Regions from separate parts of the Homo sapiens genome. Here region 1 is linked to region 2. Evidence: read pairs that join two places in POLR2A ChIA-PET (ENCODE). Cell type or tissue: Panc1. All regions are shown on one strand.

What was found. ChIA-PET counts read pairs that join two places held together with the same protein. Peaks named below come from ENCODE experiments on the same cell type or tissue, not always from the same donor. Only the 100,000 strongest peaks of a DNase experiment are listed, where the experiment ranks them.
Region 1: POLR2A ChIA-PET joins it to region 2 with 9 read pairs; 4 of 35 experiments call an interaction of 5 or more read pairs at or near these places.

What each region holds. Positions count from the first base shown.
Region 1 is chr11:48,133,855-48,136,354 of GRCh38, forward strand. It overlaps PTPRJ (protein tyrosine phosphatase receptor type J), which reads left to right. Exons shown (of 25, transcript NM_002843.4): 9 at 2,185-2,442. Among named protein-coding and RNA genes, the nearest start is that of MIR3161, 38 kb to the left of the region's middle. In Panc1, no CTCF peak of the experiment used is centred here; no DNase peak of the experiment used is centred here.
Region 2 is chr11:47,714,566-47,717,065 of GRCh38, forward strand. AGBL2 (AGBL carboxypeptidase 2) reads right to left here and starts at 804. Exons shown (of 19, transcript NM_024783.4): 1 at 610-804; 2 at 53-185. The coding sequence starts at 85. It overlaps FNBP4 (formin binding protein 4), which reads right to left. Exons shown (of 17, transcript NM_015308.5): 17 at 1,929-2,500. RefSeq lists an enhancer at 482-541. In Panc1, no CTCF peak of the experiment used is centred here; a DNase peak (open chromatin) is centred at 1,081; H3K4me3 peaks cover 1,302 bases; H3K27ac peaks cover 1,289 bases.

The DNA.
Region 1 (2,500 bases), 420 kb after region 2:
AGGACAAATACTGGATGATTCCACTTACATGAGTACCTAGATTAGGCAACTTAATATTCTACAGAAATTAGAATAGAGGTTACCAGGGGCTGTTCAGAGGAGGGAGTGGGCATTATTGTTTAATGGCTACAGTTTATGCTGGGGATAATGACAGTGTTTTGGGTACAGGTAGTGGTGATAGTTACACAACATTGTGAATATTGATGATACCGAATTGTACACTGACAAATGGTTAAGATGATAAATATTATGGTATGTATGTTTTACCACAATAAAAATGAAAAGGAACAAATATCTCTATTTTTCTAACCCAACTGAATTCCTTTTCTCTCTGTGTCCACAGTCATACATTTTGCTTGTATACTGTAATTATTATACAAATACTTTTATTTTGTATTTGAATTTCTTTTTACTCAGTCTATACCACAACTTTCCCCTATAGTTAGCATGGCCTTCATATTTTTAGTGGCTAAAGAGTATTTCATCATGCAGCCAGATCACAGTGCCCACAGCCCTCCCCATGTTATTGAATATTTAGGTTGTTTCTAGGTTTTTATGTTTATAGACAAAGGCTGCCTTTCATGGGCTTTTGTCTGTGGAATCCCTTTGACATCAGGAATCTGCTGGTAGGAAACAAAGGCTCCTCCCAGTGGCTTCTCTGTAAGGAGAATCCACTTAAAATTAAAAAAAAAATTAATTTTGGAGTAGATAGTACGTAAACATGGCACAATTTTTTTTGTTTTTTGGACAAGGTGTTTGCAGTGAAAGCATTTCCCTTTTTTGTCCCCTACCTGCCCATTTCCTCTCCCTGGAGGTGACGTTTGTTGCCAGGTAAAGAGAGACAGGGTTGAAAGCCGCGGTAGAAAATAGGCCCAGCCTCCGCGGTTACTTCCGGGCCTCTATGTAGGCATCCCTGGTGCAGGTGGCTGAGTGGGCAGCGGGAGATGATCGGAGGATGGGCTCCTGTGGGAGATTCCATTTCTGACTCTGCTCTGAAGGTGCAGGGTGTGCCTGTTTTCTTCCCTTCCTCATCCGTCCTCAAATGCTGCAACTTAGTAAAGGTCAGCTCTCCATTTCAGTTTTCCTCTTTGGTATGTAAGGCTGTGTCACGGGAAGATGTTTCCTTCTGAGTGACTGATTTAAAAAACACAACAAAACAAAAAAACCTCTTTATTGAGATATAATATACATACCGAAAAGGGATGTATCCTCAGCACATAGCTTCATGAACTTTTACAAACTGAACACATCTTGTTACCAGCACCCATATAAAAAAACTGAATGTGATTTCCACTTCAGATGACCCCTTGAAGGGCTTTTTTTTTTTTTTTTTTTTTGAGATGGAGTTTCGCTCTTGTTGCCCAGGCTGGAGTGCGATGGCGCGATCTTGGCTCACTGCAACCTCTGCCTTCCGGGTTCAAGTGATTCTCCTGCCTCAGCCTCCCAAGTAGCTGGGACTACAGGCATGCACCACCACGCCCGGCTAATTTTGTACTTTTTTTGATAGAGACGGGGTTTCTCCATGCTGGTCAGGCTGGTCTCAAACTCCCGACTTCAGGTGATCCGCCTGCCTTGGCTGCCCAAAGTGCTGGGATTACAGGCGTGATCCACCGCGCCTGGCCTTTTTTTTTTTTTTTTTTTTTTTGAGACAGAGCCTCATTCTGTCGCCCAGGCTGGAGTGCAGTGGTGTGATATCGGCTCACTGCAACCTCTGCCTTCTGGGTTCAAGCGACTCTTGTGCCCCAGCCTCCCGAGTAGCTGGGATTACAGGCGTGTACCACCACACCCAACTAATTTTTGTATTTTTAGTAGAGATGGGTTTTCACCATGTTGGCCAGGCTAGTCTCGAACCTCTGACCTCAAGTGATCCATCTCGGCTTCCCAAAATGTTGGGATTACAGGCATGAGCCATTGCACCCAGCCTAAGGGCTCATTTTTAAGACAACAACAAAAAACTGGAGAACTGGTAAGATAAACTGGGAAGTTCATGTGCGTCACAGAAGAGCTGAAATTCTTGAGAGCACTGAGTGTGTGCATTTCTCAGCTCGATTTTGGAGTGTGCCTTTTGTGAACTCATTAGAAAGCGTAATGGCAAAAGAGCAGGTCCTCTCGACAGCACTTGGAGAGGAAGCTGGGCGTCATGATAGTAACAGTTTTCCCTTCTCCTTCCTTTCTTCTGAGCAGTTCCCAGTGCAGTGTTTGACATCCACGTGGTCTACGTCACCACCACGGAGATGTGGCTGGACTGGAAGAGCCCTGACGGTGCTTCCGAGTATGTCTACCATTTAGTCATAGAGTCCAAGCATGGCTCTAACCACACAAGCACGTATGACAAAGCGATTACTCTCCAGGGCCTGATTCCGGGCACCTTATATAACATCACCATCTCTCCAGAAGTGGACCACGTCTGGGGGGACCCCAACTCCACTGCACAGTACACACGTAAGTCTCTTAGGATGCCCTTCTAAGGAACAGCCTCTCTAACTGTCTCTTGGAGGAG
Region 2 (2,500 bases):
GAAATGGAGTTCCCCGAAGAAATTTCTGTGGCTTTCCGTGTTGTGTACCGACCTGCTTTAGGTGCGTTTCCAAAGCTGGGAACATGTTACTTCTGGATGGTAGGCTGAAAACTAGTCAGTGACATTAGCATCCAGTCGCAAACCCTGCCCAATTTCCAAATAGGCAGCTGATTACACAAGAGAAGCTACAAAGCCACAAGAGGACAAGTGAAAAAACTGCCAATACCTCCCCGGGCGCCCCCCAGCTCCCTCTTGACTTCAGAAAACCCTGCCAACCCAGCTTCTCCTCAGCTAAACAAGGTGGTCACGCCGAGGCCAGAGGTGCATCTGAGACAGGGAGGGCAGCGTATCTTCCCGCTTCTTCTTCCCAAGGTGCTGGCCCCATGCTTCCCTTTCCCTGAGAAAGGAGATGCTCGCCACAGGAAAGTGAAAGAAATGGGTATGGGAGCACGCGACGAAGTCGTCTCGGTAGGTGCCGATGGAAAAAGGTCAGGGGGTTGGGAAAGTGGGCCCTAAAGATTGAATTTAGGGTTCAGAGGAACCTGGTCTGGGGCAGGTGGTGAGGGGGTTTCCTAAGGGTAGGAGCGGGGAAGGAGAGCAGAAACTTCCCAGGAGGGCAGAGCGATGGATGCGACCGCCTTCGCGCCCCGGCCCGTCCCAAGCAGCACGGATGGCTGCGGCAGAGAAGCTCCAGCGAGGCAGGCGGCCACCGCACTTAAGTACAGAGGCCAAGCAGTGTGCGGGCAAGGGGACAAACTCGCTGCACCCGCCCGCCACCGCCTTCTGTGAGGGCCCGGGTAGTCTAGCAACCGAAAGCAGGAAGCGGAGAAAGGGCGGGGCGGTCGGGCGCTTCCGGGGAGCTAGGCCTCGCCCCCAAGGAGGGAGCGGGGACCCCGGGAAGGTCTGCAACATGTATGGCGGGCAGCGGCTTTCTTCCCCTCATACATCACAGCCCCAGCCTCGGAATCGAAACCGCATTGATGAGTACGATGCCAGTAGCCTTCAACATACTTCCAAGCTGGTTTGCTGTTGGCTTTAGATAACTGTTATGCATAATTTGCTCTAAGAGAGCTGCTGCTTCTCTCCTTTCACCTTAACATTCTCTCCACTGCACAGCTAGAAAGGAAAAATTACCTTCTACACTGCAAATCTTAAGAAACAGAGCTAACAAATTCAAATCACACATTTTGATTAGGTTTAAAAAAATCAATTATATGCATAGAAATTTACTCCAGGCCAGGCGCGGTGGCTCTCGCCTGTAATCCCAGAACTTTGGGAGGTCGAGAGTTGGAGACTAGCCTGACCAACATGGAAAAACCCCATCTCTACTAAAAATACAAAATTAGCTGGGTGTGGTGGCGCATGCCTGTAATCCCAGCTACTCGGGAGGCTGAGGCAGGAGAATCACTTGAACCTGGGAGGCGGAGGTTGCGGTGAGCCGAGATCGTGCCATTGCACTCCAGCCTGAGCAACAAGAGCGAAATTCTGTCTCCAGAAAAAAAAAAAACAAAAAACCAACAACAAAAAAATAAATATACTACAATAAAATTCAAACACGTGTCTTTGGTTAACTATATATGAATATAACCGTATCTGTTACTTTTATCAGTGGGGGGAAAAAAGCTATAAAGCACCTTTTTTTCTGAAATGTTAACCATATTACATCATTGCCAGGAATTAAGTAGGTAAAATATTATCTAATATGGCTATTAACCAATCTAGATATTATAGATAATATTAGACCCCAAAACTTTGATCACACAGCACCATCTGGGACTAGAAGCCTGTTTGTCTAAACTGGCCCCACCACTCCCCATTAAAGATCTCCTGCTCATTTTCTTGAAAGCTGTTGTTAAATGTTTGCACCTTGCATTGTATATGCTTAGAAAAAAAAACAAGTCCTGGTTACATAATCAGAATAACAGGAGTTGACGAGCAAAAGGATAACCCATCAGGATTATAAAAAAAGCTTTATTAGTGCATATATACAAATTTACAAGGTCAGAAACTGGAGAAATACAAAGAGCTTTAAAACACAATTTGCCGTTTCCTCAGTTTAAAGTGACTTTTACCTGATTGTGATACAACAGAAAGTACAGAACAGTAAACTGCTTTTTAAATACTGGAATTTTATGGAGAATACATTCACATAAAGAAAGGAGGTGAATTTTGTTTTGGAACAGGGTTAAGACAATGGAGACATTAATACATAGAGTGTCTTGTTGTATTTACTGCCACATACTTGAGGGGAAATTCTCAAAATCAAGGATATGAACACCTGCTGCTGCCTGTATGCCACCTAGTGTGCGAAACGACCGAGCTACCAGTTCTAGAACTTATGAGAACTACTCTAAAGAGTGTGGCCATCTATCAGCACGAGGTAAACCACTTAGACCTCAGCACTTCAGGGGTGGCCGACTAGAGAAAAGAGGCCAGAAAAAGCTTCAGACAATTCCAGTCAAGCAAGGTAGAATGCAGAGCTGCCTTCTGAATTGCACTT